Linked DNA regions of Mus musculus: region 1 is linked to region 2. The links are chromatin contacts, found by Hi-C or POLR2A ChIA-PET in ENCODE. All regions are on one chromosome and are shown on one strand. The core of a region is the stretch at or near the end of the contact, and the rest is flanking DNA. Distances in the headings are between cores, read along the strand shown. Region 1 holds the start of 2310022A10Rik (RIKEN cDNA 2310022A10 gene). Region 2 holds the start of Akt2 (thymoma viral proto-oncogene 2).

The links. A loop is a pair of places that touch in the nucleus more often than their neighbours do. ChIA-PET counts read pairs that join two places held with the same protein, here RNA polymerase II (POLR2A).
Region 1: a loop to region 2 is called in a map of T-helper 1 cell, with 2.0 times the contacts of the local background. The contact joins the promoter of 2310022A10Rik here to the promoter of Akt2 in region 2. A Hi-C loop is called at or near these places in 2 of 37 maps with a recorded cell type or tissue (T-helper 1 cell and gastrocnemius). POLR2A ChIA-PET finds 5 or more read pairs at or near these places in 4 of 5 experiments (Patski and embryonic stem cell).

Annotation. Positions count from the first base shown.
Region 1 is chr7:27,549,934-27,555,875 of GRCm38, forward strand. It overlaps 2310022A10Rik (RIKEN cDNA 2310022A10 gene), which reads left to right and starts at 3,357. Exons shown (of 10, transcript NM_175107.5): 1 at 3,357-3,420. It overlaps Pld3 (phospholipase D family, member 3), which reads right to left and starts at 3,285. Exons shown (of 14, transcript NM_011116.2): 1 at 3,065-3,285.
Region 2 is chr7:27,589,352-27,595,578 of GRCm38, forward strand. It overlaps Akt2 (thymoma viral proto-oncogene 2), which reads left to right and starts at 2,201. Exons shown (of 14, transcript NM_001110208.2): 1 at 2,201-2,528.

The DNA.
Region 1 (5,942 bases), core at 2,107-4,606, 38 kb before region 2:
GTTTTGGGTCCATAACCACGAAGTTGCAGGATTGATGGCAACACGGAGGTCCTAGGGTGGGATGGCTGAGGTGCAGTGCGGGGTCAATGAATGCTGACAATCTAGAATAATGAATGCGTGCCAGGCTTGGGGATAGTGCAGTGTGTGGTGTGTGTGTGTGTGCGCGCGCGTGCGCATGTGCTCATGTATGTGTGAGGATCCTGTGTACACATGTGTGGAGGCCAGAGGTCAAGCGTTTCTCTCTATCCTTCACCTATTAGTATAAATGTTATCTTGAGATAGGGTCTTACCCACTAGCTCTGGCTTGTCTGGAACTAGCAATAGCTATGGATCCCATGGTGCCTTAGCACTCACAGACCCTGCCTCTGTCTCTTCAAGGCCACCATGCCTAACTCGTGTTTTACTTTTTTTGAGACAGCATCTCTTTTTTTTTTTAAAGATTTATTTATTATTATATGTGAGTATACTGTAGCTGACCTCAGACACACCAGAAGAGGGTATCAGATCTCATTATGGGTGGTTGTGAGCCACCATATGGTTGCTAGGATTTGAACTCAGGACCTTCAGAAGAGCAGTCAGTGCTCTTACCCACTGTGCCATCTCGCCAGCCCCAAGAAGCATCTCTTACCGAACTTGGAGCTCACCGACTTGACAAGGTTAGCTAGCCAGGGAGATCAAAGAATCTGCTGGTGGAGAGATGGCTTAGCAATTAGAAGTACTGGCTGCTCTTGCAGAGGACCTGGGTTCAGTTCCCAGTACCTACCTGGTGGCTCACAACTATCTATAATTGTAGTTTCAGGGCACTGGATGCCTCTTCTAGCCTCTGCAGTCACCAAGCACACATGTGGTTCACAGACATCCATGTGTGCAAAACACCCATACACATTAAAAAATATATACAACGCCAAACATTAAAAAATAATAAATCAATCAATCAAGGATTTTCCTATCTCTGCATCCTCAGACCTATGGATGGTGGATATGTGCCAGCCACCAAATCTGACTTTTTACCTGAATGCAGGGGATCCGAATGCAGGTCCGAATGCTTGCACATCAAATGTTACCCACAGATCCATCTACCCAGGCCCATAGTGTGCAACACAGTGATGACAGTCCCAGTTGAAGGCAACGTGGTCAGTAACAAAGTAACAATATTAGCTCAATGCCACAGTAAACTAACTGTGTTACAAGTTAATTAGGGTTGGTTTGGTGGCCAATGCCTGTTGGGGGTTATGTATTCATATGCTAAATATTGGCTCCCAAGGTCTGGTTGCCCCCAACAAGGTGACCCTCAGCTACACTATGTGATGCTATATAAACCCTGCTCCCCAATGTAAAGCTAATTGGTTAATAAAAGGCTAGAGCCTGCAATTGGGCAATAGGAAGAAAGAGGCAGGCCTTGAGGATAAAATGAGGGGTCTGAGGAGAGGCCAGGGTAGGAAAAGGAAGGAAGGATAAAGGAGCCCAAGGAAAGAGGCCTTCAGGACTGGAGATGGACCATGAACATGTGGCCAGGAGAAATAGACCCCAAAAGCAACCCCAGGAAGATTCAAACAGCACGTAACAAGAGACTTACGGCAGAGATGTACAAGAGACTCGCGGCAGAGATGTATGTTAGAATAGTTCCAAAACCTGCCCAATTTAAGTTTACAGCTTGTAAACAAAATGCCAGGACTGTGTATCTTTTATATAGGCTAGCTAAAACATAATAATTCATTTTTACAAACACCTATAGGCAGAGGTAAGAGGATCAGGAATTCAAGACCACATATGGCTACATATGGAATTCAAAGCCTGCCTAAGCTACACAAGGCTCAGCCAACAAATGAACAAACGCTCAGAATTCACATTTTCCTGGTAGTGTCCCCATGCGCTTTTGTTGTTGTTTGACAGTTTCGTGTAGCTCAGGTTGGCCTTGAACTTGTAATGTATCAGAGGCTGAGGTAGAGATCCTCCTGCTTTAGCTCCTGGACATTGGGTTTACAGACACACAAACCTGTTGGCTACTGTGCATTTTACAAATGGGAAAGCAGGAATTGGAGAGGCATGGTTTGGTGGCCTGGGTTTCCCACAGGTTTAGGGGTGAAGCTGGGACCCTGGGATACCATAGAATACCATATAATATCCCACACCATGGAAATATGTGAAACGTGTACCCACAGAGGAGGGAAAGCTATAAGGCTGGGTGGCTCCTTGTGGGTAATGCTGAATACAGATGTGTTAGTGGAGAGATGGAGACACCAGGGCGATTTGAGGGTAATCTAAGGGGAGATGGAAACAGGAAGTACAAGAATAACTGGTATGAAGAGATTTAGGGGAAATGGGGGTTTCATGAAGGAGATGTGTGGGTGACTAAGACAATGATGACAGAGAGACCGGCTCATCAGTGCTTGCAATCCCCACACTCAGGAGGCTGAGCAATTGGATCTAAAATTCAAGGCCAGCCTGAGTTGCACTGGTGACTGAATGCTAATCTCCCGCACAGGTACCCAGTGCTAACAAAGATGGAAGAGTGACCAGCGGAGCACTGGGGACAGCAGGGGCGTGTCTGAGCTGACATACTTTGAGGTTACAAGGAGACCCTGTCACATAAAAAGAGAAAACTGAGCATATAAGGCCAATCAGGGCTTAAGGGGAATGAAAATGAATAAAAAGGACAATGTTTGTGCTGAAGAGATGGTGCAGCAGTTAAAAGCACTTGTTGCTCTTCCAAAGGACCTGAACTAGAAAACCCAGCATTCACATGGGATGGCTCACAACCATTCGTAACTACAAATCCAGGGAATTAGACATCTTCTGATCTCCTCGGGTAAATGCAGTCACAGATACTCAATTAATTGTAAACAAACAAAAAAACAAAAATTACTTCTTAAAGGAGGGGGCGATGTGAGAGAGGTCATGGCGTCAGAAGGGGAGGGGTGGTGACGATTTAAGTGGGGTATGATTTAAGAGAAGGGATGAGGGCACCTAAGTGGGCCAAGGACGATATAGAAGAGATGCATTATAGACGAGAGGGTGACACAGGGAGGGCAGCCAAGGTGTCGCGCACCAGATCGCACAGTACCTGCACGTCAGAGTCTTCTACTCCAGAACCTAGCCCCGCCTTCCCGCCCACCTGTGCGCAGGCGCAGTCGCGCTAGACTGCGGGCAGGGTGGGGGCTAGACTTGATCCTTTCTGATTGGCGGCGTTCTTCGCGACCGAGGCTCTGTGTTGTCATGTGATGGTCGCCGCCCCACACTCTCTTGCTGGTTGGAGGCTAGGAGGGCTAGAGCGGCTGGTGGAAGGTGCAGTCTGGCTTCCGGTATCAAGGGCAGGACTTCCGGGGCGGGCGGCCCAGGCCGAGGGAGGAGTGTCTGACAGTTGGCGCGACCCGGAGGGCGGGCGGGCGCCTCGTGGGGGTGCGGGCCCCAGAGTGCCAGGTGAGGTGCGGGACTGGGACGGAGGAGGTTAGGGATGGAGATACGGGGTGGCCGGGGGTCTGGACTTCCCGCGCAGCCCATACTGTACGATCAGATAAATGATTTCTCTTTCTGAGCCTCAGTTTCCTCTTCTGTACAATGGGGGCCCAGAAGCTGACCGTAGAACCCGTGTAATGGGACGTCAGGTCGTGCACACCCGTTCTGCTCTCAGAGCTCTCCATGTTACTCTTCCATCCTCGTTAGCACTGATGATGGGTACCCGCGCGGGAGCTGCCCGAGCTAGCAGGCCAGCGGGTTTGGGTTCTAATCCCAGCTTCCCTTTGCAAGAACTGGGCCTGTGTCATTACCTTTCTGAGCCCAAGTTTTCTCTGTTTAGTGAAAACCGATAATCTCAGGCTCCTATGTTCGTCGTGTGGATCCTGATGAATGTCTTTGGCATACCAACAGCTCGGTGGATCGGGATTGTAGCTGAGAGTTCTAACAACATAGAGGAGGGAAGCCCAAAGGAAGCAAAACAACAGTCAAGAAGATTGTTTGCCTCTTTCCTGAGTCCTGAAATAGCGATTTAAAATAATGACTAATGCATGTTCCTCAATTTAAAAGGGGGCATTTTGCATTGTTATCCTAGCCAGGAGAAGGGAACCTTAACTTGAAATACAATAGAAATAGAACATTCCTCTTCATTTGTGGGCAGTAAATGAAAGATACTTGAAAAGTTGTTTTGTTTGTGTGTTTGTTTGTTTATTTACTTATTTATTATTTTTGAAGCTGGGTCTCTGTTTGTAGCTCTTTCTGTCGTGGAACTCACTACATAGACCAGGTTGGCTTTGAACTCACAGATAAACTGCCTGCCTCTGCCCCTCTACCCAGTGCTGGGATTAAAAGCCTCTGCTATCATGCCAGGGTGGCTAAATAGTCTTATATACTTGGTTTCCACCTCACATCTGCATGCAACTTACATTAGGTCTACAACTGTCCCAGTCTGTCACTAGTTTAGTTCAGATTTAATGAATACCTGTCAGACGTAGTTGTAGGAACTTTGAGTTTGCTGTTTTAACCCCTCTAATATATATATTTTTTAATTTTAAATGACATGTTTTATTACACTGTATGTAAAACCAGAGGATAGCTTGGCCTGGTGGCCTTTACCTACTTAGCCTACTTATCTCTCTGCCCCTCCCCACCTGCCGCCCCCCCCCCCCCCAGGAGAAAAGCAGAGGTACTTGTTTTTAATTTTTTTCCCCATTGATGTACCTGCCCATGCATTTCTGTGGAGATTAGGAAAAGTTTTGGGAGTCAGTTCTCTTTCTCCGAGTGGGATGCCGGTTCAGGCGACAGAACTCCTGTTGTCTGACTTGATGGCAGGCACCTTTGAGTAGGTTGTCCTATCATTTACTTTAAAGTCCTGGCAATGGAACCCAGGCCAGGCACACGCTAGGCAAGTGCCCCACCACTGAGCAGTTTCCCAGCCCTCGGCTTTTTGAGGTAAGGGCTGTCCACGGAGCACACCTGGCCTGGAACTCAAAAGCCTCAACTTCCCAAGTGCCAAGACTGCAGGTACCTGCTGCTATGATGAGCAGTAGTGGGACCGTCCTTAAATGGCTCCAAGAGGGGGAGTCCCAGAAAGCAGAGCTACCTGCCTGAGGTCAGGGTTGGGTCTAAGTTCCCCTCCCCCCTTCCTCTCCACCTTTCCACCCCTTCTTTGGCTTTTTTGAGACAGGGCCTTAGGCTTTTGCCTTGACTGTCCTCAAGCTCATGGTGCTATTACACCGCCTCCTGAATGCTGGGATTCTAAAGCTGTAAGCATGGTTGGTGCTTTGGATTCAAGACCTTGAAGGACGTAGCATGTGGATTCTGTAAATGGTATTTCTAGAATTGAGTTTTGAGAGCTGTCTTTTTTTTTTTTTAAGATTTGTTTATTTATTATATGTAAGTACACTGTAGCTGTCTTCAGACGCTCCAGAAGGAGTCAGCTCTTGTTACGGATGGTTGTGAGCCACCATGTGGTTGCTGGGACTTGAACTCAGGACCTTGGGAAGAACAGTTGGTGCTCTTAACCACTGAGCCACCTCACCAGCCCGAGAGCTGTCTTTTTAAAAATGTTAATTTTGTCAATTTCCTCTATTCCGAGAGTCAGTGCAAGAGATGGACTTTTAAAAACACTCCTCTGTGTTTGTGTGTATGTCCGTGTGGCTGAGCATGTGGTACCCGCCTGCAGATGCTAAAGTTGGATGTCTTACTCAATTATTCTTTACCTTATATTTTAAATCAGGGTCTCTCACTGAACACGGAGCTTACCCATTTGGGCACACAGGATGGCTAATGAGCTCCAGGGATCCTCCAATCTTCACTTCCCCAGTGCTTGGCTTTATAAAAAGTGGGTGGTGGGGATTTGAACTCAGGTCTTCATGCACAGTACTGACTGAGCCATCTCCCCAGCTGGGGACATGAACTTTTAAGATGGTCTCTTTCCTTTTATGTGTGTGTGTATTTACCAGCCTGTCCATACTTTGCACCATGTA
Region 2 (6,227 bases), core at 951-3,450:
GGCAGGATCTCAGTGTAGCCCTGGCTTGGCTGGAGCTCCCAGGGATCCGCCTGCCCCTGCCTCCCGAGTGTTGGGATTAAAGATTTACTGCACTTTATAGTGTGTTTGTGTGCCGTGGTGTACATGTGAGGTCAGAGAACAATTGGAGGGTGTCTGTTCTCCTTCCACCATATTAGTCCCAAGGGATTACATTTAGGTTATTAGGCTTGGCAAACAGGTATGTACACCCGCTGAGGCACCTGTGAGCCCCTCATATGACCTGGGTAAAGTGGCATCTCTGTAATCCCAGCACTTGCCTAGGCTGGCATAGGAGGATTTTTATGAGCTCAAGGCTACATGGCTTTTTCCCAAAACGAAAACATTTCCCTCTGCTTACAGAAAAACAAACAAACGAAAAAAAAAAAAAGGTATGTGGGATCTGAGAGCTGAAGTTCAGTTCTCTGGGGATCAGGGGTTGTTCTTAACTGCTAAGCCCCCCAGCCACCCATTAATGTTGAAATAAAATACTAATAAAAAAGCCTCCAGCAAGCCGGGCGTGGTGGCGCACGCCTTTAATCCCAGCACTCTGGAGGCAGAGGCAGAGGCAGGCGGATTTCTGAGTTCGAGGCCAGCCTGGTCTACAGAGTGAGTTCCAGGACAGCCAGGGCTACATGGAGAAACCCTGTCTCGAGAAACCCTGTCTCGAAAAACCAAAAAAAAAAAAAAAAAAAAAAAAAAGCCTCCAGCTTTTGCAAGGACTTGAGTCTGGCTGGGAGCTCCCCATGGCGCTGACTACAGTGGTCAGAAGCTGTAGCTCCAGTCTGATGCTCTCCTCTCTGGCTCCTCACTTGCATCTACTCCATCCCCAATAATTAAGGGAAACCTTGAAATTTCAAGGTCTTACTATGAATCCCAATCTGGCATGGAATTCTTAGTCCTCTTGTTTCAGGGTCTGCAGAGGTGGGTTACAGCCGTGCAACCTATATACCTTTTTTTCTGTGAGCGATTTTCTGTGGTTTTAAGTCTTACATGGGCTCAAGTTACTCCATATGAGAAATTATAAGTCCCACATTTATTTAGATATATATCATGTGCAAGTGACATTAATATTTTGAAGTCACAGTTTAATAAGAACTGTTTTCGTAAGATAATCCAAGGTTATTTGTGTTTTGAAGATGTGGATTCTTGAGATGTGGATACAGAAGTCAGCCCATAGTTACAGAAGAGGATATTCTAATGTGGGGTTATGTGGCTCAAAGCTTGAGTGCAACATCTTTTTTTTTTTTTGAGACAAGGTCTAGCTGGCCTGCCCCAACATCCAGAATGATGCAGTAACAGACCTGTTGCCATACCCTGCTTTGTGCTTGATCTTAACTAACTTGTTTTGGGTCTCTATAAGTAAGCATCTAGGAGCCTGGCAGTGGCAGGCCAGGCCTTTAATCCTATTGCTCAGAAGGCAGAAGCAGGCAGATCTCTGAGTTCAAGACAGCTTGGTCTACAGGGCGAGTTTCAGGACAGCCAGGGCTATACACAGAAACCCTGTCTCGAAAAACCAAAAAAAAAAAAAAAGTCAGGCTGGTAAGATGGCTCAGCGGTTAAGAACACTAACTGCTCTTCCAGAGGTCCTGAGTTCAAGTCCCAGCAATCACATGGTGGCTCACTACCATCTATAAGGGGATCTGATGCCCTCTTCTGGCCTGCAGATCAGAGCACTCATACATTAAGTTAAAAAAAAAAAAAAAAAAAAAAAGAAAGAAAAAAAGAAAGTCTAGGACAGTGTTTCTCAGTCTACCTAATGTGACTCTTTAATACAGTTCCTCATGTGGTGATCCCCCAAACATAAAATTATTTTCGTTGTCACTTCATAACTAATTTTGCTATTCTTATGAATCATAATGTAAATATCTGAATTTTCCGATGATCTTAGGCAACCCCTGTGAGAGGTTCCCAAGTGAAGAACCGCTGGTCTAGGAACTAGGAAGGCAGGAAAGAGAAGAATAAAACAAGATCAAAGCATATGTAAATAAAGCCCTTTGATTGCCGGGAAGTAATCACTGGGCCTTCGGGGAAAGCCTACTTGTTGGTGTCCTACTGCGCATGTGTAATGCTACCCCCCCCTCCGCCCCCCCAGCTCAGAACGGGGCTCTTAAAAAAAATAAATAAATAAAAAGTTAACGTGACGGGTGCCTAAAGTACGCAGGCGCGCTGCCTTGAGCCTGCCTGCCTCCTAGTTCCTGCGCTTGCGGTCTGATGTTTTCTGAGGCCATTCCCTTGGTCTACTACGTCAGTTCCTGTTTGTGGCTGGAAAAGGCGGTATTTCCGGCCAGCGGGTGGGAGGGGGCTGTGAGTGGGGGCTGGGGGCTGGGGGGAGGGGGCGGGGGGGCCCGCGCTGCGCGAGCCGTTGGGCCTGACTCCGAGAAGGCGTCGCCGCCGCCAGCACTGCCGCCGTTGCTGCCGCCAGTTCATAAATAAGGAGCGGGAACGAGCTCAGCGTGGCGATGGGCGGGGGTAGAGCCCGGCCGGAGAGGCTGGGCGGCCGCCGGTGACAGGTGAGTACGCCAGCGCGTGTCCCCAAGCGCCCTCCCCTCCGCGATGGTCGCGTCCTGGCCCCCCGTGGGGCCTCGCTGGGCCGTACCACCCGTGCCCGCCTGGCGGGGACCACGGACCTGGAGGCTCCCCCCCTCTTCCGGAACGGAGTGGGGGCGCCTGCTGCGGGGCTGGGGGGGACAAACCCAGAGGGACGCGGGGCGGGTGCCGTGGTCCATACCACTGCGGCGGCGGGGGGAGCTCTCTCTGAGTGTGCGGGCTGGGGGCTGCCCTCGGGGACATCGGGGGAGACAGCTCCTTCTCTGTGGTGCCAGCCTGTCCAGCTTTTGAGGCGCTCACCGTGTCAAGTGCCGCTTGGGTGCTTTGGGAGCCGTTCCTATAGTGCACTTAGAGGGATGGGAGCTTCTGGAGAGGGGTCTGGGCCCAGGGTGGCCGTGTTGGGGCAGTCAGGGTAGTACCACCTAGACACGAGAGAGCAGTCTTTGTACTTAGAGGAGAACAGGGTCGGGTGGAGGGCTGTGATGTTTATCATCTTTGAGGCACAGGGTGCTGGGAGGCCCGAGTGAGTGTTAAGGGGCGTACTTTTAGGGGTGTGATACTGAGTGGGCGAGGAGCGCTTTTCTCTTCCTGTAATATGCAGGGGTGGGCGTTTACACTCAGCTCACCCTTTCTTGAACTTCTTTATGACTTTGGGGAAAACGGGATCGTTACTGGGCTGCTTTTTATCATGGGGTTGTCCACTCACCACTCCAGAACCCTCTCAGATTATTTCTCTTTAAGGTGTGTGGGACATCCTTTGGCAAGTTCTTTGCTTCCGGGGGTGGAGATGTGTTTTAGAAGTCACTGAAGTTTTCTGATCTCTAGTCTGGCTCCCTACTAGGAAAGGGAGGGGCTATCGGGCTTGGATAAGGAGAAGTGCCTCTGGACCTGCCTGTCACCTTTTGGGCGGAAGGTGTGTTTTAAGGGACAGCTCTCTAGAGCGAAGTGGGGGGGGGGCATCTTTATTCTCAGAATTTGGGGCCCCTGTTTCTCTCATTTGGAGAACTTTTGGCACCTGGTGACAGGCCTCCCCCTGCTAGAAAACCATAGGTTCAGGTCAGGCTGATTTTTAGCCTGTTTACTATTCCCTCCTCAGAGATGCAGGTGAGAGTTCAGGTACTGCCTGGTGTCGTGGATATGGATGTGAAGGGGCCCACGTTTCTCCAGCCCTGGCCACGTGGCTGCTTGTGCCTCCCTGTTACCAGCTCAATCTAGAGTCCTGTTTACGCTCCTACTAGTTGAGTGATAACAGTTGGCCTCTTGGTGAGGTTGAGTGCTGTTTTCCCAGCTGTTCGCTCTGCAGAGGCCAAGGGTACTTGGAGGGGAGTGTACTTTATCCAGCTTGGTCTGACCTAGGGAGAAAGGCTACGTAATAGTGTTTGGGACTGCTTTAGGTTCCTCACAGACCTAGTTTCTTACTGTGGTCCCTAAGCAGGGAACCCCAGAAGTGTGTGGCCAGTGTCCTTGCTCCTTAGGCTAGCTTGTGATCTTGGCTTGCCCTGTAACCTTTGTCCTAGGTCTAAATTTCCTGGAGGATTGGCTGCAGGCCCTGATTGACCTAGCTGACAAGTCTGGTGATATGGTCAAGGGAACAGACAGTAGCCATTGATCTACAGCGTTGGTGTCCGTGCTTGCCGGCCTCAGTGCGGCGTGGTTCCCAGAGAGAAGGTGCAGGCAGTGGGTGTCCTCTAGGGTTTTCTCCACCAGGGATGGGCTTCTCGACCTCTCCAAGGAGCTTTCAGAAGGTTTGCCTGATAGAGTTAACAGGCGCTATAAAAGTAATGACCGTGAAATTGATAGCTGACCTTCACTCAGAGCATTCAGTGTGCCACACACTGTGGAGGATGCCTTGCGGTCTAGAGTAGCAGACTCTGTTGTCATGCTGTCCTTTTTAGTTGAGGAAACCGAGTCACAGGGCTGCACCATTTCAAGTGATAGTGGGTAGTATGTGCTATTTAGTAGTCCTATCATGCTAGGGATATGATAGGCCTTTTGCACATGGATGGCTTCATGTAAGTTTCAAATATTATAGTTGTGTACCTATCGTTCTGTCTACTTTATAGAGACCTAACAGTGAGGTAGGAATGTTATGCCCAGGTCACAGGTAAGGCAACCAAGGCACTGAGCCATTGTGGCTTCTGTTTGCGACTAACTACTCTGTGCCCAGCTTTGGGCTTGTGGCTTTATATAGCATTTTATTTCTTTTTGTTGAAGCAAAATTAGAAATTGCAGCCTGAAGGAGAAGGTGCTTTTTTCCAGGTCTGAATCAGACCCCTTGGAAGCCAGGCTGGGATTTAGACGCAGAGGTCCCAGGCTGCAGTGCTCTCTGCCCTCTTGAGCCTGGTTCTGGGTGTCTGCATTCTTTGGATGTTCCTGTACTTGAAAGTTTCAGCATTTCAGGTTTTTCGGGAGAAACTGGGGGACAGAACTGAATAAGACCTCTTTTAGCCCTGAGTACATGTGTGCTGGGGACAGAAGACGCTAGCAGGAGAGCCATTCCGCGAGGTGGTGAGAGCAGCTATGGACCCCAGTTAGAGGCAGGGTGAGCATGAGCTCTTCGGGCTGTGTGATTGGAGTGAGAATATCTACATGCAGTAGACTCCGAAGGCGCTCAGCTCCAGCTGCTGTGAAGAGCCAGTGAGTGACTTAACCGATCGATAGAAAGCTTCTACCATGGTGCCAAGCCATGGGAGTCTCTGCGGACACTCAGAACCTGCTGTAGGACGAGGCACCCACCTTATCCATCCCCTGCTTTCGCTTCTGTTAGGTGTCTAGGAATCCAACTCTGTCCAGTCTCCATCTAGACATTCAATGTCCTGGTTCCCAGCTTCTGTAAAGAGCTATGTTGGGCTGACAAGATGGCTCAGGGGGTGAAGACATTTGCTATTATGCAGGCCTTGCAACCTGTGTTCAATCCTCAGAACCCACATAAGGGTAGAAGGTCAGAACCAGCTCCACAGTCGTCCTCTGCATGTCACAGCATGTCCCCAACTATGTACATGTACATACACAATAATACACACAGTTTTCAAAAAGGCTATAGTGCAGTACTAAGCACTGAGTTCAAATCCAGCCTTCCAGGTGCTAGCTGTGTAGCTCTGAGTGGGCACTTCAGCCTTCTTGAAGCCTTATCTGAGTTCAGGGAGGACAATGCCTTCCTTAGGTGGCAACAGGGAATCCTAGATACTGCAGCCTCTTCTATGTCTGGCGCAAGTGATAGACAGGTATGTGCTCAGCGTGGCCTAGCAAATTATAATTCACTGCTGCTAGGATTCTGTGCCCTAGCTAGTTTGTAGTAGTTTGTCAGAGGACATCAGGAGAAAAGCAGGGCTGACGTTAGTCACTTTCCCAAATGTAGAGTCAAGGTGGCACACAGTAAAGTCAGCTAACAAGTGCCTCTCGGTACAAACTGTAGGTCCTTCCCACGTTCCAGAGTTGGTTCATACCTTTGTTTTGTGTGCTTTTTCTAAATCCCTGCCACAGTCATGGAGTGGTGGAAAGGTTGGGAGCAGGCAGGGTGTTGCATCAGGTGAAAATACTAGGGTACTGACAGAGTCCCAATTCTGTCCAACGTTGTACAGCATGTCTTTAATCCCAGCGCTGAAGAGACAGATGCTGGTGGGTCTCTGTGGGTTCCAGGCCAGTCTGATGTACATAGTATG